Linked DNA regions of Homo sapiens: all the other regions are linked to region 3. A link is a loop called in an ENCODE intact Hi-C map of the cell type or tissue named here. Cell type or tissue: OCI-LY7. All regions are shown on one strand.

Region 1 (8,000 bases), 760 kb before region 3:
GTCTCGAACTCCTGAGCTCAAGCAATCCGCCCACCTCAGCCTCCTAAGGTGCTGGGATTACAGGCGTGAGCCACTGCTTTTAAGTAAGAAAAAGACTATTTTAAAAATAACCAAAAAAAGAAAATATTTCATACTCTTGACGAAAACATTGTGACTTGTCCAAGGCCATTTAAGGCGGGAGGGGGATGAGAATCTGGCCTCCTTGTTCCCAATCTTAAGCACTTTGCTACTATTTAACTCAATAGTTTAATTTATTGAAAATTCTAAGAAATAGTTACATTCTCGGAGCTGCATGGGTGGAGATTTTATTTTTTTTCAGTGCAGAGAAGCCAGTCAAGTACCTGTCCTGGACCAGGCACAGTGGCTCATGCCTGTAATCCTAACACTTTGGGAGGCCAGGAGTTCAAGAGCCCAGGAGTTCAAAACCAGCCTGGGCAACACAGTGACACCTTGTCCCTATTTTCCAAAAAATAGAAGTGACCCTGGGAAAAGGAGAGAGAATGGGCCGAATCCAGTGGGTCTGAGAGGTGAACGCATGCTGTAATATCAACCACATGTCCTTCACCCATCTGATAGGGACCCACACTTCTCACTGCAAGCTTTCTACTAAAACTTACCATATGCTGGAGGAATGTTTGTTTCACCACATGGACTGGCCATAGAGGCTGAGAGCTTTAAGTTACCGCACAGTCAGACGCAGTTAATCTGTGCCTTCATTATCTGTGTGTCTGGCTATCTAAAAACGCCCCTGGCATGGAGCTGTAACTTGTGACTGACTTGCTAATTTGAAATATAGATGTGTGCCTCCCTCCGGGGCCCTCCCTGCACTCGCATACTTCCATGTGCATTCAAGTGCAGTCAGCAAATGGATTGCATGTATTACCAACCCTGCCTGCCCTTCAGTAATTCCTGTGGCTGCGCTGCTGATTGTAGTTGGAGGATCACGCTACAGTGGAACGTCACAGAGAAGCTTGCAGAAGGGGGAAAGGGGTGGGGAAGGTGGAGGTGGAGAAGGGTTGGAAAGGGGAAATGAGAAGTATGTGAAAATTCAATTGCTGTGTGCTTCAGCTGACAACTCTTGCTGCCTGGGCGATGGGCTGAATGTTGGTTTTAGAGTGGGCTGGTTTGGAAGCAAATCTCAGCTTTGCCGCTTGCTGCATGAGTGAACCTGGGCAAGTCATTTCTATATGAGTCTCCATTTCCTGACCTTTAAGAATGGGAATAAGTTTTCCTGTATAATTTTTGCAAGGATTAAATGAGAAGATACAGAAAATGCCTTGCACATGGTAGACTCTCGGTCAATGTCAGTTTTCCTTCTTTCCTTCTGTCCTTCTTTCCTCTCCTATTGAAACTGAGGTGTTTTCCACACACAATGCTGGCATGAATTCATGTGCCCAGTAAAAGGAGAGATGACAGACGGACAGATACAATCTTCAGGAACACTGATTGCCTGGCTTTTAATGTTTTAGTGAGCTACTCACCCAAAAGATAATCTAGTGATGTTTGTGGCTGAATGTGTCATGTACATATTTTTTATAGAAACAAAGTCTCACTATGTTGTCCAGTCTGGTCTCAAACTCCTGAGCTCAAGTGATCCTCCTGTCTCAGCTTCCCAAGTAACTGGGATTCCAGACACGTGCCACTGCACCCTCGTATACCTTGAATGGACATCTCAAGGTCTGGCTACTTCTGTGCACATAAATTTAGAAGGTACCACCTCCAGAGATCTTTAGAATCAGCAAGTTTTTTTTTTAATCCCAACAGTATATTTTTAGAATGTCCTTGGCAAATAGGGCCTGTCTAGGTATAGGATGTTCAAATATTGCCCTATTATTTCAGGAGTCAAGGACACTTAGATGAGGAATGAGGCACTTCCCTGGATGAAGGGACAGTGCTGGCTCCTTGTTGCTCTGTGGCTCTGAGCGGGGAAGTTGGCCAGCTGGACCAAGAGCGGTGGCCAAAAGCCAGAGGAGGAACCTGGGCTGTCAGCCCATCCCTAGACATGAGGACATGGGAATTCAAAGGCTTTCTCCTCTAAGGAGCTGAGGACAATAAAGACCCCAACTGAAACAGACGTATGCCTCTTTTCATCTACTTCTGCCAACTCATTCCCTAAATCACCAGAAAATAAAAATAACACTATTTATCAGGCACTTAACTACATACTAGAAATATGAATTAACTCGTTCAATACTCAACACAATCCTATGAGGTAGGAAATATTGTACCCATTTTACAGATGAGAAAATTGAGGCTCAATGAAGTTAATTAACTTGCCCATGTTTCCCCAGCAGCAGGCAGTGAGCCAGGAATTGAATTCAAGTTTGACAAGTGATGCCACTTTCCAGATCAGAGGCGTTTCCTCAGTTCCTTGGAGGCTGGCTTTATACCTGTTTCAGAAGTTCATTGTATTTCCCTGGCATCTCCTTTTCCTTCAGCTAAGAAAACACCCAGGCTGGTTTTGAAGTAGTATCAATACCTGGACCTAAACCAGAAATGACTACTTTGTCTGAGCTTAGAAATTTTGGCAATCTTGTTCCATTTTGCAAACATTCATGCCGTGTTTAAATACCTGCATTTCATCCTGTTTCTTTTTACTTCGCTAATCTCACAGAGCTGCTTCCTGGGCCCCTGTCTGCTCTATATTCATTTATTTGTTTGAACACCCACTGCGGGTCTGCTGTGAGTCAGGCACTGTGTGCTTTCCCAGAAAGACAAATGTTGATAAGTACCCACCCTCAAGGTGCCCCCAGTCTAGTGGGAGAGACGGACATGCAAACAGTTTCAGTGGAGTTTTGTGACCATGACTCATTTATCTTTTGAGACCGAGTTTCACTCTTGTTGCCCAGGCTGGAGTGCAATGGCGCGATCTCAGTTCACTGCAACCTCAGCCTCCTGGGTTCAAGCGATTCTCCTGCCTCAGCCTCCCAAGTAGCCGGGATTACAGGCATGCTCCACCATGCCCAGCTAATTTTGTATTTTTAGTAGAGACAGGGTTTCACTATGTTGGTCAGGCTGGTTTCAAACTCCTGACCACAGGTGATCCACCCACTTCAGCCTCCCGAAGTGCTGGGATTACAGTCATGAGCCACCGCGCCCGGCCTGTGACCATGATAATACACTATGGCCAAAGCTGGAGGATCAGTAATGACATCAGCTGGGAAGCACTGGCGAGTGGTTCACATTTCAGTTGGTTCTTAAAGGTTGAAAAGGAGATGGCCAGGCATCAAAGTAGGAAGTGAGTAGGATAACAATAAGGTGTTCCGGGGCCGGGGGTATTTCGGGAATGTCAGTGTGTCTTTGCCAGGTGGGGAAAAGAGATGTATGGGTGATGGGGGAGGAGTTAGGAGAAGAAGTCTAAGCCAAGTATGGCAAGCCTCGTGTGCCTTGCCCAGGAGTTTAGACTCTAGACTGGGGGGCAGGAGGCGCTAGGGAGGTTTTACAAGGGGCTTGACAGAGTCTTCTTTTAGGAAGATCCCTTTGGCAGCAGTGAGAGTGTTTGCCAAGACAGCCCAGTGACAGGGAAACCAATGACACAGCTATGCAACGTGAGCTTGATTAAAAGAATGGAGATGGCTGGGCATGGTGGCTCACACCTGTCATTGCAGCACTTTGGGAGGCCGAGGCGGGAGGATCACTTGAGCCCAGGAGTATGAAACCAGCCTGGGCAACAAAGTGAGACACCGTCTGTACCGAAAATAAAAAAATTAGTCAGACATGCGGCATGCACCCATGGTCCCAGGTACTCAGGACACTGAAGCAGGAAGATCACTTGAACCCAGGAGGTCAAGGCTGCAGTGAGCAGTGATTGTACCACTGCACTCCAGCCTGGGTGACAGAGTGAGATCCTGTGACAAAAAAAAAAAAGGAATAGAGATGAGAGCCACATTTGAAGACATTTCTGAGTTGGCAATGACAGGGCAGATGGTAGCCTGAATGCAAAAATTCTGGAGCTGAGTTCAGGCCAACTCCAAGGTGTCTTACTTGGGAGTTTGGAGGATGGTGACAATATTAAGTGAAATGAGGCAGATTATAGGAAGAACAGGTTTGGAGGATTAGAGGATGGGGTAAGTGGTGTGAAATATTTTTTTTAAATATAAGTATTAATTCCTGGATCCTATTCCCAGAGATTCTGGTTTAATTTGGCTGGGATGTAGCCTGGACATCAACTTTTTTTTTTTAATCTGTGTAGGTGATTCTAATGAAAACCCAAGGTGAGAACCAGTGTTATGAAGGGATAAGATAAGAATATTAAAACAGATTCCAGAAACACGACAATTTAAAAGGCAGGAAGAATAGCCCAAGTATCCATTAATCAGTATTAATTAGATTAACTACATGATTCAAAACTCAGCCCAGGTTTCAGGTAAGATGGGGCTGAGTTTTGAGTCATGTAGTTATGACCCTATCCCCCCACCGGATGAAGCGATAAACCTGGACAGAATGCACGGCACAATGACTTGGATACTGTGAGCATCTAGTAGCAGATAGACCAGAAAGGAAGACCAGACTTTAAAGTACCTCTGAATGGGTGGTGAGTCTACTGTATTTTTCGCTTCAGTGTTGCCCAGACTAGGTGTAAGGTAGTGTGGAACCTGGACATGGGCGTCTGCATGAATGGAGAGAAGTCCAAGAGAAACCCTCTGGTTCTGGCTCAAGGGCGTGGTCTCCTAATGCTCAAAGGAGAGGGAGAAATCCCCCATTTCTTTTTTGTTTTTCTTCAGGTTGGAGGACTGAAAAGGGGAGCCCAGGACTCAGAAAGTACTAGGGACATTATAGAGAGGGAGGTATTAGGGAAAGGGACTTGATAAAGTTGTTTAAGAATCCCTGGGTTTATCCACAAGTGGAACATTCATGAATCTGACCCTAAACAGTATATCAAAAGCTTTGAGATACAACTGTAAACTATGAGGTGAACCATGTCCCACCTCCTAGACTGCCTAGACTGGCCACCAGGTGGCGCACATGCAGGACTGCTCTGAATAGCAGTGCGTGTTAGTGGAACATTGAAACCACACACCACTGAAGGATGATCAGAACTTACAACTTGAACCCAACCATACCTATAACCCACTAACGTTAAAAAACAGAATAAAATGTTTTCCATAGAATTTTAAACAAGACCCAGAGACTCATAACATTCAAAATGTCCAGAGTACAATACAAAATTTCTCACTCTGTGAAGAACTAGGAAAATCTCAACTAACATGCTGAGATAACACAGATGTTGGAATTAGCTGACAAAGACTTTATTTTTGTTTGTTTTTGTTTTTATTTTATTTTATTTTAAGTACTGGGATACCTGTGCAAGACGTGCAGGTTTGTTACACAGGTAAATATGTGCGATGGTGATTTGCTGCACCTATCAACTCATTACCTAGGTATTAAGCCCTGCATGTATTAGCTATTTATCCTGATGCTCTCCCTCTTCCCACCCCTATCCCCGACAGGCCCCAGTGTGTGTTGTTCCCCTCCCTGTGTCCATGTATTCTCATTGTTCAGCTCCTACTTACAAGTGACAATATGCGGTGTTTGCTTTTCTGTTCCTGTGTTAATTTGCTGAAGATAATGGCTTCCAGCTCCATCCATGTCCCTGCAAAGGACATGACCTAGTTCTTTTTTATGGCTGCATAGTATTCCATCGTGTATATGTACCACATTTTCATTATCCAGTCTAACATTGATGGGCTTTTGGGTTGATACCATGTCTTTGCTATTGTGAATAGTGCTGCAATGAACATACATGTGCATGTATCTTTATAATAGAATTATTTATATTCCTTTGGGTATATGCCCAGATCTTTGAGGAATTGCCACACTGTCTTCCACAATGGTTGAACTAATTTACCTTTCCACCAACAGTGTAAAAGTGTTCCTACTTCACAGCCTCACCAGCATCTGTTGTTGCTTGACTTTTTAATAATCGCCATTCTGACTGGTGTGAGATGGTATCTCACTGTGGTTTTGATTTGCATTTCTCTAATGATCAGTGATGCTGAGCTTTTTTTAATACGTTGGCTACATAAATGTCTTCTTTTGAGAAGTGTCTGTTCATGTCCTTTGCACATGTTTTAATTTTTTTTTCTTGTAAATTTGTTTAAGTTCCTTGTAGATTCTGGATATTAGACCTTTGTCAAATGGATAGATTGCAAAACTTTTCTCCCATTCTGTAGGTTGTATGTTTGCACTGATGATAGTTTCTTTTGCTATGCAAAAGTTCATTAGTTTAATTAAATCCCATTTGTCAATTTTTGCTTTTGTTGCGATTGCTTTTGGTGTTTTGTCATAAAATCTTTGCCCGTGCCTATGTCCTGAATGGTAGTGGCCAGATTTTCTTCTAGGGCTTTTGTAGTTTTGGGTTTACATTTAAGTCTTTAATCCATCTTGAGTTTAAATTTTTGTACAAGATATAAGGAAGGGGTCCAGTTTCAATTTTCTGCATAAGGCTAGCCAGTTTTTCCAGCACCATTTATTAAATAGGGAGCCCTTTTCCCATTGCTTGTTTTTGTCAGGTTTGTCAAAGATCAGATGGTTGTAGATGTGTGGACTCATTTCTGAGATCTCTATTCTGTTTCATTGGTCTGTATGTCTGTTATTGTAACAGTACCATGCTGTTTTGTTTAATGTAGCCTTGTAGTGTAGTTTGAAGTCAGGTAGCGTAATGCCTCCAACTTTGTTCTTTTTGTTTAGGATTGTCTTGGCTATACGGGCTCTTTTTTGGTTTCATATAAATTTTAAAGTAGTTTTTTTTTTTACTAATTCTGTGAAGAATGTCAATAGTAGTTTAATATGAATAGCATTGAATCTATAAATTACTTTGGGCAGTAAGAATCACAATATTGATTCTTCCTATCCACGAGCATGAAATGATTTTCCATTTGTTTGTGTCCTCTGATTTCCTTAAACAAAGGTTTATTGTTCTTGAAGAGGTCCTCCACTTCCCTTGTTAGCTGTATTCCTAGGTATTTTTTTTTGTAGCAGTTGTGAATGGAAGTTCATTCATGATTTGACTCTCTGATTGTCTATTGTTAGTGTATAGGAATGCTTGTGATTTTTGCACATTGATTTTGTATCCTGAGACTTTGCTAAATTTGCTTATCAGCTTAAGGAGCTTTTGGGCTGAGACGATGGGGTTTTCTAAATACGGGAGCATGTCGTCTGCAAACAGAGACCGTTTGGCTTCCTCTCTTCCTATTTGAGTACACTTTATTTCTTTCTCTTGCCTGATTACCCTGGCCAGAAATTCCAATACTATGTTGAATAGGAGTGGTGAGAGAGGGCATCCTTGTCTTGTGCCAGTTTTCAAGGGGAATGCTTCTAGCTTTTGCCATTCAGTATGATATTGGCTGTGGGCTTGTCATAAATGGCTCTTATTATTTTGAGATATGCTCCACCTATACTTAATTTATTGAGAGTTTTCAACACGAAGGGATATTGAATTTTATCAAAGGCCTTTTCTGAGTCTATTGAGATAATCATGCCTCAATACAGATATAATTTTGTCTTTAGTTCTGTTTATGTGATGAATTATATTTTTTCATTTGCATATGTTGATCCAGCCTTGCATCCCAGGAAAGAAGTCGACTTGATGGTGATGGGTAAACTTTTTGATGTGCTGCTGGATTTGCTTTGCCAGTATTTTATTGAGGCTTTTCACATCAATGTTCATCAGGGATATTGGCCTGAAGTTTTGGTTTTTTTTGTTGTATCCCTGCCAGGTTTTGGTATCAGGATGATGCTGGCCTCATAAAATGAATTAGGAAGAACTCTCTCCTTTTCGATTGTTTGGAATCATTTCAGAAGAAATGGTACCAGCTCCTCTTTGCACCTCTGGTAGAATTCAGCTGTAAATCTATCTGGTCCTGGCTTTTTTTGATTGGTAGGCTATGTATTACTGCCTCGATTTCAGAACTTGTTATTGGTCTATTCAGGGATTCAACTTCTTCCTGGTTTAGTCTTGGGAGGGTGTATATTTTCGGGAATTTATTCATTTCTTCTAG
Region 2 (8,000 bases), 250 kb before region 3:
AATCATTCCCTGTTGGAAATTATTTTTCTTTCTGCCTCAATCTTTGTAAAAAAAATCAGGCTTCTGTTTTTCTGTATTCCTGATCTCTTTAAAAGAGGAGGTACCAAGAGAAACCATTAATTCCACTGTATGCCCTCGGAGCTGGTCCTTGCACATGGCATATTTCTTGACCTATTAAGCTTGGCATTATAGAAATTGTTAATGACTAATGAAAAAAGAAGCCAACCTACTGGTATATAACCGATTTTAAGTTTCAGTTCTCATTTTAGTCATAGGCATTTTGGAAAACATTTTAATGTGTTGCTTCTAAGCCTAATTTTGAGAATACTGTGCAGGAAATGAAGTTTAATTATTTTTCACTCCCAAGTGATATTGGAGGCAGCCTCACATTTTTCCCAGATAGAGAACGCTTTCATGATCTAGTTATTCCCCAGCATTCTGGATTGTTAAATATGCCATTTGGCCCTCTTCTCCAACCAGTTGGAGCAAAACTTATACTGCTGACCTGTGGCCCCTGGAATCAGGGGGATTTTCTTCCTTATTCTCTTTAGAAACTCAACCAGCCTTTAGAACAAAATAAGCAAGTCAATGTTTGGTATCCAAATGACACAAATGAACTAAGATTTCAACATTTAGTTTAAATTGAAAGCAGTGAGAATACAGTCACTCCCTCTATTCAATCATTTCTTTTGCTGTGTGAACCCAATATTTGAAACTCAGGCTCCCATAAACCAGCTCAGACACCTCAGTGTCTGTGATCTGAGACCAAGCAACAGCCCCAGAACCCATGGCTAAAAGCCCCTTATGGAAGAACAAAGGGGTGATGGGCTGGACTTCTGCATGAGAAGGAGGCACCACAAATGAGTCAGACCCATTCCTTCCTCTAATAGGGATCTAAGTGGTTTCTCTGGCCCTTCCCATCTTTTCTGGGAAAGTAAGAAAATGAGGTGTTTAGTAATGCTCTTCAGATATGGAAAATTAAATAAAATCTTATACATTATAAAAACAACAATTTTAATTGGAGAAAACAGTTTTTCCAGGATTGGGTGGAGGCCAGGGAGAGGTAGGAGAGTAGAATTCTCATAAACAGATTTTTCTCCTCTATACATGGAAACAGGGCAAGAAAATGGTAATGTATACATTATGTCTGTGTTTCTTCTATGCTGCTGCTGCTGCTTTTTTTTTTTTTTGAGACAGTTTCCCTTTGTCATCCAGGCTGGAGTGCAGTGGCGCGATCTCGGCTCACTGCAACCTCCACCTCCTGGCCTCAAGCAATTCTCCTGTCTCAGCCTCCGGAGTATCTGGGATTACAGGCATGCCCAACATGCCTGGCTAATTTTTGTATTTTTGATAGAGATGGGGTTTCACCATGTTGGCCAGACTGCTCTCAAACTCCTGACCTCAAGTATCCACCCTATTCAGCCTCCCAAAGTGTTGGGATTACAGGTGTGAGCCACCGTGCCTGGCCTCTACTGTCCTCAAAAAACTTGCTGGGAATGTGGAGGGATGCTCTTTAAAAAAAAATCACCTAGGAGCCACCAAGATGTCTGATCTTCATTCAGCTTTATCAAATTGGCATCATGGTTAATTGTCACTAGGTAAACACTTTTCAGTGAGCTCAAAGTGGATAGAAGGTGGTCATTTATTTAACGCTTTCTTCCACCAGAACATGACAGCTGAAAAGCAGGTGGCCCTGGCTGTCTCCAATTCCCTACCGTCTTTCATTAACAACCTGAAAGCTCAGGGGCCTGGTTAGTAGTCCATAAGACTCACTCCAGGACTAAGTAACATATTCTATCAGGAGGCATAATTAATTGAAAGCACAAAGGCATTCTGGGAAAATAAAATTACTAAACATGTTCACAACATCCTTTGTTGCCTTAAAGCTCGCTTTTATACAGTTTTGACTGATGTACAATTAGGAATCAAGAAGTGGAGGAAAAGGTATTAAGTTTAAATGAGGTAAGAGACTTCTTAGAGTAAAATGCCTTGTTTCCAAAAATCAACTATCACTTTTTCATCCTCAGCCTTTTAAAAAAATTTTTTTTTTAAATTTTTTTAATTAGAGACAGGGTCTCTGTCTGTCTGCCAGGCTGGAGTACAGTGGCACAATCATAGCTCACTGCAGTTCTGAACTTCTGGGCTCAAGTGATCCTTCTGCCTCAGCCTCCCAAGGTGCTGAGATTACAAGCGTGAGCCACCACACCCAGTACCTCATCCTCAGCCTTTACAATTACATTGCAGGTGTCTTTTCTCCACTTTCGCAAGCTTGATAACAATAATCTTTTCCTTCAAGTGCTGATCTCCAATAACTTAGGTTAGCTGAGGTATCAGTTTTAATGACTTTTCAGAAAGAACTACCTTAATAGGAAAAGTCAAGGTTTAAATAGACTCAGAGCCTTACAAGAATCTCTGGATTTGCTGATTTCATTATCTACTTCAAAGATTTTCTGACTGTGAAATGACTGAGATTTTTTAAAAGTGACTGTAGTGAAGAGGTATGGTTCCTTCTGAAGAATCTTGCTTTTCTTCTTCTCTGATACCTCTAAGTAACTGAGCCGCTGAAGTATTAAAAATCCTTTTAGAAGTTTAGATTTATTTTTTTAAATGTCTATAATCTATGCCATATGTGAAACTATTCTTGCTTGCCTTCTTGAAACCTCCAGAGGCAAGAAATAAAGAAATAAATAAATAATAAATAAATAAAGGACTCCAGAACAGTTGTTGAGGGATAGAGATGTCTCAATGTACAAAGCTTAGGTTTTAAAAGAGAAATAGCTATTCATGTATATCGAGAGGCCTAACTGATTGACTGCAAGTCAAATTCAGGAAAGAACTGATCCTGCAGGTCAGAGAAGAATCTGTGTAATTAAATTGAAATTGTTTCTTTTTTTCTTTTCTTTTCTTTTTCTTTACAAAAGATAAGAGCATTTAGTACTTTAAGAAAAGATATCTTATTTTGACCACTTGGTTCATTTAATTAAATTAGACTCCGATTTTAAAAATTGCTATTAAGATTGAAAAGGAGGCCGGGCGTGGTGACTCATGCCTGTAATCCCAACTTTGGGAGCCCAAGGCAGGTGGATCACCTGAGATCAGGAGTTTGAGACCAGCCTGGCCAACATGGTGAAACCCTGTCTCTACTAAAAATACAAAAATTAGCAGGGTGTGGTGGTTCACGCCTGTAGTCCCAGCTACTCGGGAGGCTGAGACATGAGAATTGCTTGAACATGGGAGGTGGTGGTTGCAGTGAGTCGAGATCGCACCACTGCACTCCAGCCTGGGAAACAGAGTGAGACTCGGTCTCAAAACAAACAAACAAATAATCAAACAAACAAACAAACTGAAAAAGAGTGCTATAGTGATTTTCTTGGTTGGCTATATCATCACTTTATGAAGCCTGGTTTTACTAATTCTGGGTGCATTTAGAAGTTGGCTTTAGATCTTAGAACACAGTCTATAATCTAATTTCAGTATGTAGCAATTAAAATTATGTCATCAAATGAGCTGTGGACCCAGATGAGCTTTATAATTGTATTACCTTTCAATAAGCATCATTAGTAAGTCCTAGGTTTATCATGAAATTGGTGCCTTGTAAATTTCAAAAGGCCATGTCGAAGCAGAGGCCAAGTCAAGGCAGCCTCTCAGGGCACAGAGTTCTAGTCAAGATTGCTAGCTAATGCACCAAACACTGAATATGCCCTAATAAAGCTTTTTTCTTTCTTTTAAAGTTATTTAGTCCAGTGTTTTTATTATCTCCTAACACTGAAGTATTTTCTAAAATTAAAAAATTTCACAAGAGTGCATACTAATATTTTTATGTGTAATTTTACATCTCAAATATTTTTTTCTTTTCTTTTCTTTTCTTTTTTTTTGAGATGGAGTTTCACTCTTGTTGCCCAAGCTGGAGTGCAATGACGTGATCTGGGCTCACTGCAACCTCCGCCTCCCGGGTTCAAGCAATTCTTTTGCCTCAGCCTCCTGAGTAGCTGGGATTACAGGCATGCGCCACCACGCCCAGCTAATTTTGTATTTTTAGTAGAGATGGGGTTTCTCCATGTTGGTCAGGCTGGTCTCGAACTCCCCACCTCAGGTGATCCGCCCACCTTGGCCTCCCAAAGTGTTGGGATCACGGGCGTGAGCCACCGTGCCCGGCCACATCTCAAATATTTTTCTAAGTAAATCAGTGGCTTGAAGTGATAGAGTGAGTGTATAATTAGATGGCCTACTGCCATTTGCAAAATAAAGGACATTTCGATGTAAATGCTGCTAAGCCACTCTAGTATTGTCAGGGCACCTGCATACACCCACTTTGGGGCTTCGGAGAATATATCAGATAGAGGAAGTGAAGGGTTCATGACCTACATATCCCCCTTACCCTATAGCTTAAAGACCTTCCAGGGAGGTCCACAGTTATGACCTCAATGATGGAAAGCACGATGGGACTCCATCAAAGGGGTGTAGCTGGAGAAGAAAAAAAATGGGTGTAGGGCCAGTGGATAAACAAGATAAAAAGGCTAAGTGGAAAACTGGAAAATAATTGTTTAAGACAATGGCTGTGTTTGCACTCCAGATGGTAGGTGCACTTTCAGAAAGGTGGCCTGGCCAAGCTCCCCAGAGAAGGGGTGCTCAAGGCACAACCCTTTAAGGTTCTGCCTACCTTAACTACTTTGGAGACCTTTGCAGCATCATGAGACTGGACACTAGGTGGTGCAATTCATCTCCTCTAGGACCCAAAGAAGAGGAAAGGAAAGGAGTAGAAAAGAAATGAAGGAGAGGAAAGGGAAAAGTTACAGAGAATGGGGTTGAAGGGAAAGAACATTAGAAGCGAAAGAGGGAAAATAAGAGATAGGAGGATAAATGTGAGAAAGAAAGAAAAAGTACATCACAAAAAATCCTCAAAAGTAGTCACCAGCAAATGATTATGGAAAATGACTTACCCAGCCGCACAAGATACTGTATCGTCAGAAGAATCATGTTTTCCACGCTCAGAAATTGGCTGCCGGTCAACCCTAATTTTTCCAAATCTTTGTTTTCCAACTGTGGAATCTTGTAGCAATTCACCAGCAGAGGACTCACAACAATGTCACCAACATTTCCATAGAAATAGGGTAAAGTGCCATAGCCTGTCCCAATAGAAGCAGGTCAGTACAGTTCAACATTTCTTTTTATGGTCCAACCAGGTACACTTGCTCAACGACGATCAAAGCTGCTTAACAAAATTCCCTGCCCTCTGAGATAGCTACCAAACAAATCACTCAAACATATCAATCCCAGGGAATTCACTTGGATGCTCCAAATTCTATCCTTATATTAAGTTAAATGAACAGGAAAGAAAATACAGTTGGCCCTCTATGTCTGTGGGTTCCACGTTCAATCAACCGTGGACTGAAATAGTCAGAAGAAAAAATTCCACAAAGTTCCAAGAAGTGAAACTTGAATTTGCTGTGGGCTGAGTAGTACACTGAATTCATGTGAATGACGTGATGTGTAGGCACTGTATTAAGTATTACAAGCAATGGAGAGGTGGTTTAATGTATATGGGAGGATGTGCATAGGTTATATGCAAATACTGTGCCATTTTATATGAGGGACTTGAGGATATTCGATTTGATATGGGACGGGGCCTGGAATCAATCCCCCAGGGATACTAAGGGACAACTGTACTCATATTATCTCTGTTTCTCATGGAAGGAACATGTTAATATTTTGCTGGAAGACTGATGAGTTTGCAAAACATGTCTGTATCCTCTGTAAAACTGCAATGATAAAATATTTCTGATAAAGTCCCTGATCAAGTTTATTTTCAGATAAGAAATCAGAAAACAAACAAATGACAATATGGCTGGGCAAGGTGGCTCACGCCTATAATCCCCGCACTTTGGGAGGCCCAGGCGGGTGGATCACCTGAGGTCGGGAGTTTGAGACCAGCCTGGCCAACATTTTCACCTTTAGTAGAGGCGAAACCCAGCCTCTACTAAAAGTACAAAAATTAGCCAGGCATGGTGGCATGCAACTACATGGGAGGCTGAGGCAGGAGAATCGCTTGAACCCAGGAGGCAGAGGTTGCAGTGAGCCGAGATCGCGCCACTGCACTCCCGCCTGAGCCACAGAGAGAGACTCCGTCTCAAAAACAAAAAACACTGGCCAGGTGGGGTGCAGCTCACGCCTATAATCCCAGCACTTTGGGAGGCTGAGGCAGGCAGATTGCTTGAGGTCAGGAGTTGAGACCAGCCTGGCCAACATGATGAAACCCCATCTCTACTAAAAATACAAAACTAGGCTGAGCGTGGTGGTGCACGCTCGTAATCTCAGCTACTCAGGAGGCAGAAGAATCACTTGAACCCAGGAGGCGGAGCTTGCAGTGAGCAGAGATTGTGCCACTGCACTCCAGCCTGAGTGACAGAGCAAGACTCTGTCTCAAAAAACAATGACAAAAAACAAAAACAGAAACAAATGACAATACATGTTTCACTTCCTGAGATTTCCTTTCCTTTCCCCTTTCCTTTCCTTTCTGACACTATCCACCTGGAGATATTCCTGAGATTTTCTTTAAAAAAAAAAAAAAAAAGTAAGCTAAATTCATTGATTAATAGCAAGATTCTTCTAGTTTCAGGTGCTTGGAGATCCCTGTTCCTTTGTTATCTTAGCTATTTTTGTGAGGTTGTCTTCCTAAATGTCAGTAAACAGTCTCAAATTGTTTTGAAATAGATAGGATAAAATATGTCCAAAATATGCTCTGTTTTGGTGGTTGATGGAGAGGATAGTCCCTCTGTGAGACTTTCTAAAAGGCAGGCACCAAAGGACCAAAGGGTCCCACGTTCTATGCATCTTTCCAAAGCTTAGTGGCACTATGTTAATGTTCAAAAAGAGCTTCCTAATCTATACAGCATTTAAGCAACTGGGATCCCCTCAGTACCTACAGATCTAGGATTAGCAGATAAAGCAACCAGGTAAAGGACATGACTCCAAGCAAAACCATCCAATTAGGCAGGCTCAGGCCAACCCAAAAAGCAAATAACACTGCATGTAAACACACCCTAAAGATGTGGGGAACTTAAACACCCTATCTATTTTGTCCTTAAGGTAGAGCAAGCAGTCTCCTTCTGGCCTAGGCCAGCCCTAAACCAAGGAGTCTCCTGAAATGGGTATGAAAAGCACTAAGTTAGTCCTGGAATGTAGGGACCCCTAAATGTCTATACCTCCACTTGTAGACCACCTGGAAGGACTCAGCCTCCTCAAAGATGCTAAGGTTCAGACCTGCAACTGTAGGGCCTCTTGGTTCTCTTGAGTAGGGTCTTTCAGCTGGCTTGGCTTGTTTCATTTCTTTGTGGTTTGGCTCCCTTTGACTGGAATGTCTCCTCCCTGACCTTGTCCACTTTGACCAACCTTCAGGACCCAGCTTAACCAACACCTCTGGGAAGTCTTCTCAGATCCCTCCAGGCAGAGGTAAGCCCTCTCTCAGAGCTCTGAGTTCTGGTTGCTCCTGGTTGTGAACCTCTAAGGAGCTCACATGTCACAGTGTGCTATAATGGTATCGCCCATGTGTTGTAATGCTTATTTACCAACGCTGGTGGCTCATGCGAGGTGAGACTCCCCCACTAAACAGTGCTCCTTGAGGGCAAAAAGACTTTGCCTTATCCTCAGCTCCTAATCACATGTTTAATATAGCATGAAAGAGCTGACCAATAAAAGCTGACAGAATCAACAGATGGATGAATATCTTCATGAATACATGAAAAAACACAATGAAATGGAAAAACACTCCTAGATTCCAGCAGACACAGGCAACTTGGAATTCCATTACCTTACCTATCAGAATTACTGGTCTAACTCCTGAGTTACTCAGCAGGTTTTCAGGAACAATTACAGTTTCCCCTGCAGGAATGGGCCTGGGTTGTAAAATTCCAGTTAGTGGGGTCTGTGGAACTGGGGCAGATAAAAGGGGCTCTGGAAAAAAAAAAGTTTGACAAGAAAGATGGCGTGAAAACTAAATGAAA
Region 3 (8,000 bases):
TTCTTAAATAATTAAAGCAAACCTCCTAGAGAATAACAGAAATTATGAGGAAAGTCCTATATATAAAATAATGAATTAACTATTGCTAGTTAAATTTATGTTTATGTTTCTTTAAAAAAAAAAAAAGATGGCCGGGCGCAGTGGCTCACGCCTGTAATCCCAGCACTTTAGGAGGCTGAGGTGGGCGGATCATGAGGTCAAGAGATTGAGACCATCCTGGCCAACATGGTGAAACCCCTTCTCTACTTAAAAAAATACAAAAAATTAGCTGGGCGTGGTGACGCGCGCCTGTAGTCCCAACTACACAGGAGGCTGTGGCAGGAGAATTGCTTGAACCCGGGAGACGGAGGTTGCAGTGAGCCAAGATGGCGCCACTGCACTCCAGCCTGGTAACACAGTGAGACTCCGTCTCAAAATAATAATAATAATAATAATAGTTACAGTCTATGACTAGCCTGATCATAAATCAGTGCAGCACCTCTCTGGGTCTTAACAGATGCTCCACTTATTTCGCTTATAGTCATCTCTCCTTTAGCACTCAGTCTATGTTGGTGTCCCAAGGTGCTGCTCCTAAGGCACATCCATCAGCCTAAACTTTCATCATTTTCCCTGGTAGTGTGAGCAGAGGACTACTAGCACTTGAGGGTTTTTTAGGCTCTTAGAAATCTACAGGACTCTTATCTACTTCACAACAAAATCAAATGCCATGCAAGATTGTGGCTTTTATATCAACCATCATGGCCGCAAAACATAGATAATAGATATAGATAATCTCTATATATAATTGTGTGGACTTTTACATATACTATATATAGATAGTAGTTTGGATTTTTTTTTATTATTACTAAAAGTGGTACCTAATTTCTCCGGTTAATTTTGAGAAATGTTTTATGAGTCTGAGGATGCAATTTTAAAGACAATCGAGCAAGTGCTTTCTAAAATTGTCCACTTGGCTCAGATGAGTCTCCATGTTTGAGTGCATTTTAGACTAGTTCATTGAACATGATAGAAAATGTCAAGGATTCAAAATCTCCCAAACACTTGAAGTTTGTAAGTTATTCTTGTGAGTATCCACTTGAGAACATTTGCAGGGAAGAGCAAGCATCAAAGGAATTGTAGTTTGGTTAAAAACAAATAAAGAAACAGATTGAGTCCAGAAAGAACTGGGGCTTGAGCCCTGCAGTGTCACATACTGGTTATGTGGGTTTGGGTAGTTTCTTAACATCACTGACCTCAGTTTCCTCAGCTGTAAAACAAGAGAGCAACACCTACTTGATAGGGTTGATGTGAAGACTAAATAAGTTAAATGGGAAAGCACAGAAAGTGCTCAGCTCAGCCACTGACACATAAAATATATTCAATAAATGGTAACCAATGTTATTAAAAATATATTAAGGAAGCAATATCTAAGGCATGACTCCTATTTATAATGTTGGCTACCGTAATCTGGACAGTTGTTCCCTATCTCTTCTGTCCAATCTTGGAAAAAATATTTTTGGAATAAGAAATGAAAAAATTTTTAATAGTTTTACACAAACTATATTAGAAAACAAATTAACTTGAATTTAGAAGCAATAACTTCTGTGCCTTAAAAAGGGTGCCTAAATATTATTTTCAGATAGTTATATGTGTTTATAATGTTCCTCCCCTGTGGTAAACTGAGGATGGAGGAATAAATTGAATCAAAATACATGGTGAAAAATAACTGGATTCAGAAGACCCTGAGAGACAAAAAAAAAAAAAAAAAAAAAGAAGCAGATGATAGGAACACTTCATTCCAATCCCTTAAAATGTGATTCTCAGTTTCTCTGTTAGATCCAATGACAAAAGAAGCATATTATCTAGGCTCAGGCTGGCTGGAGATTGATCTGCTGAATGGAGCTAAAAACAAATTTCCAAGAAAATTTAATAGATTGACCTTCCCTATACCATACCAATAAATTTTATGGGAGAAATTACCCCTCTTTAATGAAAGGAATAAGATGTTGCTCCATTTCTAACTTAATCCGTGTAAATCACCCGGGAAGGGTAGGCTTGTCCAGTAAATGTTCTCCAATAAAATGAATTGCAAAGAGGCTAGACTATTTAATAACAAGATGAAATTTTCAGTTATTTGAGGAAGCTGCATTCACTATATAACAAAAAGCGTTATTACCACAGGAGAAATACTTTCAAGATTCACTGTTCTTTCACTAATATAAATAACTCCTTTTGGGCAGTTCGGATTATTTAGAATCCAATAGAAAAAGAACATTGCTGGTAATATCTGCTGTAATAGAAAGCAATATCAAATCCTCTTTTCTGGAAGCATAGGATTGTGATGGCTAGACAATGTTCCTACAATTCGTTGCTTAAACTGTTTCATGGTTCTTTTTACTATATGAACTTTCTTAGATTAGTTCAAATTTGAGGAGTTTTTACCTGAAGTTGTTCCTTAAGGGTTCTATGTAAAATAGATTTAGAATGGAGTTGGCCTCTTTCCCAGAGCTGAGGGCTTATAGTGGCTTGGGCAGCTTGGGCAAAGAGACCATTAAGAAAATTCTTGTGGTAGGAGAGAGGCAGTGGCTTGGACCAAGGTGGTGCCAGTGGAGATAAGAGTAGTGGACAGATTATATATATATACACACATTTATATATATTTATATATATATATTTATATATTTGTATATATATATTTTATTTTTATTTTTATTTTTTTTTTGAGACAGAGTCTCGCTCTGTCTCCCAGGCTGGAGTGCAGTGGTGCGATCTTGGCTCACTGCAACTTCTGCCTCCTGGGCTCAAGTAATTCTCCTGCCTCAGCTTCCCGAGTAGCTGAGATTACAGGCACCCACCACCACGCCCAGCTAATTTTTGTATTTTTATTAGAGACGGGGTTTCACCATGTTGGCCAGGCTGGTCTCGAACTCCTGACCTCGTGATCTGCCTGCCTCGGCCTCCCAAAGTGCTGGGATTACAAGCATGAGCCACTGCGCCCGACCTAGAGATATATTTTGAAGGAAGAACCAGTAGATTTATTTGCTAATGATTTGGTTATAGATTATGAAGGGAAGGGAAAAATTAGGAATACCACAAAGTTTGAGGCTATAATAATTGAATGGGAGTGGAGCCATTTACAGAGCTGGTAAACTGGGAGAGTGTTAGATTTGAGAAGGAAGATAAAAGGTAACATGATATGAGTCTTCTGTGTATAAGAAACATCTAAAAAAATTAAAATAATTAAAGCACTATCAAGCCTTTGCTTTTGAAAACATGTTCTAAATTTTTTTCCATGATATAGTATTGTTTTGGTGTAATCTTCAGACCTCTTTTAAACTATTTAACACTTTGATAGCTCTACAGATAATCATAATAGATCATAAAATATTTACTACTCATTTGTATTGCAAAGGGTTAGTTTATCTTTTATGAAGATTAAAAGACAAATTTTTCAGCCCTCTCTCCAAGTTCCATTATTTTACCCCCCAAAACACAATTAATTACATGCTTTTGAAAATCAATATATTTGTTTCAATAGCAGTACTAACTGGGATGGCAGGGCTAAGCCAATTTATTTAATGGAGTAGTTTTTGTTTTGGGATTGAGTGATTCCTTGTTGAACCTGCATACATATAAAGACTTGGTTTCATTAAAACAAACAACAAACAAACAACTTCAGGACAGAAATGCTTTTATTTTTAACTCTGAGATTTAACCAGGAAAACGACAATTTTAAAAGCTGAGTTTAGACGTAGAATTAATAGCAACTCATTTGCTCAAACAAAAGATAAGAGTGCCATCTAGTGTTCATTAGGAGTATCTGTAACTTGGACTACTATTTTCTCAATTACAGCAGAAAAACAAATGAGGGGAGACAAAGGAAAAAGACCACTGTGATAGCCACAGCAATTGAAAATAGGGACATGATTCCTGAGAGCTCAGAGAGGGGCACCAGATCTGAATTTAGAAATTAAGAAGTTGCATCATGAAGTAGCTACCTCCTGAGCTGATAAAGGAGGAACAGTCACAGGTGACAAGGGCAGGAAGAGCACTGATGTCTAAGACATGAGTCAAGGTGGGAAATCAAAGAACAACATAATTTTGTGGGCAAGTTTAACTGCTTGAGATAAAGCAGTGGAAAGTGAGTGCCTGGAAGGAAGGCTAGAGACGGGAGCAAAGCTGAGATCAAAGAGAGTTTGTATTTTCTATGCAATGGGAAGCCACTCAAGAGACAGCCTTTCATGGTGGCCCACCCCTGTAGTACTAGCTACTCGGAAGGCTGAGGCAGGAGGATGGCTTGAGCCCAGAAGCTTGAGGCTGCAGTAAGCTATGGTCATGTCACTGCACTTCAGCTTGGGTGACAGAGCAAGACCCTGTCTCTAAAAAAAAAAATAAAGATAAAGATAGAAAACAGAGAAACAGCCTTGCAATTCAGATACAACCCTGGCACCATATGGGGGATGTATTAGGGTGGGAATTGAGACTAAAATTATGATGTAATTATAGTAGATGATGGTAGTAGTAAGCAGGAAAAAAGGATGACTCAAATAATTGGAAGAAAAGATAAATAATTAGGTTTGATGGCTGGATGTCATCTTTTAGAGTTCAGATAGATTATATTTTTATCAATTAACATTTTAAAATTCTATTTAAAAGAGTAAAGTTAGTGGGAAAGATGATTAATTTCATGTTGACAAGTTAACCTTGAGCTGCATGGGAAATAGTGATGTGTTGATGCTAACAGGCAATTGAATATCTGGTTCTTAAAGCTTTGAGGAGAAGGTTAAGTAGAAGATATAAATTCATTTTCATCAGCACAGTGGTGGTTGCTGAAACAATGTGAACAAGATCACTCAGGAAATATATATAGTATAAAATAAGAGCCTGGATAGAAAAGACATTACTAATGCTTAGTTTAAAAGAATGATTTGAATTTGGATATGTTCAGAATATATTAGAAAGAAAGGAGATAATTTCTTTAATCTCAAATTATAATTCACTGATGAGGATCAGTGTTTCAGAAGTTCCCTGTTGAGGTCTATCTATACAAATATTCAATGAATACATTTTCTATTTATGAACTATATTAATCAGGACCCTTTCAGCAAAGGATAGGAGCTAAAGTTGCAAAATAGTTCGAAGAGTTGCTCATATCCTTCATCCAGCTTCCCCTAATGTTAACTGACATATTATATAATTTTAGTACAATAACTTGACAATTTTTTATCCCAGAAAAGATGGTATCCTTTCTAAAACATTGTGACATAAATTCCTGGTCAATTAAGATGAGATGTGACTATTATATTCAATAGTATTTCCTTAGAATTAAAGAACAAATTTAAATCTGGAAGTTCTTAAAGTCAAGGACATTTGACATCTTTGCTCTTTTCCAGTTGTATTTTAGATAAAACGTTTGCTTGTCTAGATAATAAATTGGGCTGTTTTTCCTCCCCTAGAGTACTGATGAAAAGTACCACAATAATTATTGAATAATATATGGGAAATGTCAACAGAGAAATGGAAACTATAAAAAAAGAGCCAAACGGATATTCAACAACTGAAAAGTACAATTTCTGAAATAAAAACATTCACTGGCTGGGCTTAATAGTGATTGGGGATGGCAGAAGAAAGGGTCAGTGTGTTAATCTGAGTTTTCTGAGAAGTAGACACCAAGAAGAAACCAAACATGCAAGGATTTCTTTTTATTGCAATAGTTTTTGGGGAACAGGTGGTTTTCTTGTTACATGGATAAGTTCTATAGTGGTAATTTCTGAGATTTTGGTGCACCTGTCACCCAAGCACATACGCTGTACCAATGTACAGTCTTTTATCCCTCACCCCCTCTCTCCCTTCTTACCAAGCCTCCAAAGTCCATTATATAATTCTTATGCATTTGTGTCCTCATAGTTTAGCTCCTACTTATAAGTGAGAACATACAATATTTGTTTTTCCGTTCCTGAGTTACTTCACTTAGAATAATGGTCTCCAAATAATGGTCTCCAACTCCATCCAGGTTGCTGCAAATGTCATTATTTTATTCCTTTTTACGGCTGAGTAGTACTTCACAGTGTATATATACCACATTTTATCCACTTGTTGGTTGATGGACACTTAGGCTGGTTCCATATTTTTGCAATTGCGAATTGTGCTGCTATAAACATGCATCTGCAAGTGTCTTTTTCATATAATGACTTCTTTTCCTCTGGATAGGTACCCAGTAGTGGGATTGCTGGATCAAATGGTAATTCTTTTTTTTTTTTTTCAACAGAGTCTCACTCTGTCATCCAGGCTGAAGTGCAGTGGCATGATCTAGGCTCACTGCAACCTCTGCCCTCTGGGTTCCAGCAATTGTCCTACCTCAGCCTCCCAAGTAGCTACAACTTGTAGAAACTACAAGTGCCCACAACCACACCTGGCTAATTTTTGTATTTTTAGTAGAGACGGGGTTTCACCATGTTGGCCAGGCTGGACTCGAACTCCTGATCTCAAGTGATCTACCTGCCTTGGCCTCCCAAAGTGCTGGGACTACAGGTGTGAGCTACCGCGCCCGGCCTGGATCAAATGGTAGATCTACTTTTAGTTCTTTAAGGAATCTCCATACTGTTTTCCATGATGGTTGTGCTAGTTTATATTCCCACCAGCAGTGTAAAAGTGTTCCCTTTTCACCACATCCATACCAACATTTTTTTTTTTATTTTTAATTATGGCCGTTCTTGCAGGAGTAAGGTGGTGTCTCATTGTGGTTTTAATTTGCCTCTCCCTGATAATTAGTGATGTTGAGCATTTTTTCATATCAAAACTGCAAGGATTTTATTAGTGGAAACACTTGCGAGAGAAAATGGAGACAGAGCTGGAGAAGATTGGGACAACCATCAGATTGTAACGCAAGTCTGACCCCAAGTGAAGAGAGGTTTGGAAAGACAACGGAGAGTCCTTGAGTCAAAGCCAGCCAGCAGAGGGCTCCAGTGTCTCCCAGGAGCAGGCTTCCCTTAGCTCCCTGCCACCGTCATTCATGTCAAGCATACTCCAGATGCAAATGCAGCAATAGATTTCAGAGCACAGTAGCTATGGCCTGTGAGCAATTATAGTCCCTGAAACTGGAGATCTGAGAGGTATATTCTTGTGGCTGCTGCCATTGACCACTTCTGCTCCACAAAGTCATGTTTCTACATAAGTGCGAGGAGCAACTCCTTTATAGCTCCTGCCAGCCTTTCTTCCTGAGGGGAAACTCAGAAGAGAGAAGTTAGTGTGATAGACAATAGCCCCTGTTACCATAGTTGCTCTCGGGGGCCACAGTTGGAACTCATCCTATCCCTCCTCTTCATCCCATCTGACTGGATCACAGATTTGTCCACCAGTCCTCTGTCCTTCACATAACAATCCTGCCTTGGTTGAGCATTCAAATGTCTTCGGAGCTCTACAACTCTAACAATGAGGTCTTTAGCCTGTCACTCAGCTGGGCCTACCATTCCTCTGTAGAAATAAGGGCTTCTTTGTAAGCTCTCACTGAAGATCTGTGGCTTGTCTCTAAATTTTTGCTAATAGTCGTCAATCCCTCATTATCCTTCTGCAGAATGTCAATGCAATTTAGCAATAACCAGCCAACTCCACTGACTTTGTAGGTATTGTTTCCCCATATTTTTCAAAAGTCTCTGTTTTTTTGTTTGTTTGTTTGAGATGGAGTCTCACTCACGCCCAACCTGGAGTGAAGTGGCCCTATCTCAGCTCACTGAAAGCTCCGCTTTTCGGGTTCAAGTGATTCTTCTGCCTCAGCCTCCTGAGTAGCTGGGATTGCAGGTGTGCGCCACCATGCCTGGCTAATTTTTGTATTTTTAGTAGAGATGGGGTTTCACCATATTGGCCAGCCTGGTCTTGAACTCATGGCCTCAAGCGATCCACCTGCCTTGGCCTCCCAAAGTGCTGGGATTACAGGCGTGACCCACTGTGCCTGGCCTCAAAATCTCTGTTAACTTACTTTTTACAATATTGCTCTCCACTGATACAGTTTCTCAGTTCACCAC

What was found. Hi-C counts contacts between places; a loop is a spot of excess contacts. Peaks named below come from ENCODE experiments on the same cell type or tissue, not always from the same donor. Only the 100,000 strongest peaks of a DNase experiment are listed, where the experiment ranks them.
Region 1: a loop joins it to region 3, with 11 times the contacts of the local background. A loop is called at or near these places in 47 of 110 quality-filtered maps.
Region 2: a loop joins it to region 3, with 8 times the contacts of the local background. A loop is called at or near these places in 93 of 110 quality-filtered maps.

The regions. Positions count from the first base shown.
Region 1 is chr18:21,953,189-21,961,188 of GRCh38, reverse strand. No RefSeq gene overlaps it. Among named protein-coding and RNA genes, the nearest start is that of LINC01900, 24 kb to the left of the region's middle. In OCI-LY7, CTCF peaks have their summits at 4,729 and 4,941 (motif pointing right); a DNase peak (open chromatin) is centred at 4,968.
Region 2 is chr18:21,441,350-21,449,349 of GRCh38, reverse strand. GREB1L (GREB1 like retinoic acid receptor coactivator) reads right to left here. Exons shown (of 33, transcript NM_001142966.3): 10 at 7,813-7,950; 11 at 4,941-5,126. All of the region lies in intron 1 of GREB1L-AS1 (GREB1L antisense RNA 1), which reads left to right. Among named protein-coding and RNA genes, the nearest start is that of GREB1L-AS1, 5.7 kb to the left of the region's middle. In OCI-LY7, a CTCF peak has its summit at 4,702 (motif pointing right); a DNase peak (open chromatin) is centred at 4,709.
Region 3 is chr18:21,191,139-21,199,138 of GRCh38, reverse strand. No RefSeq gene overlaps it. Among named protein-coding and RNA genes, the nearest start is that of GREB1L, 47 kb to the left of the region's middle. In OCI-LY7, CTCF peaks have their summits at 3,573, 3,781 (motif pointing left), 6,727 and 6,928 (motif pointing right); DNase peaks (open chromatin) are centred at 3,768 and 6,958.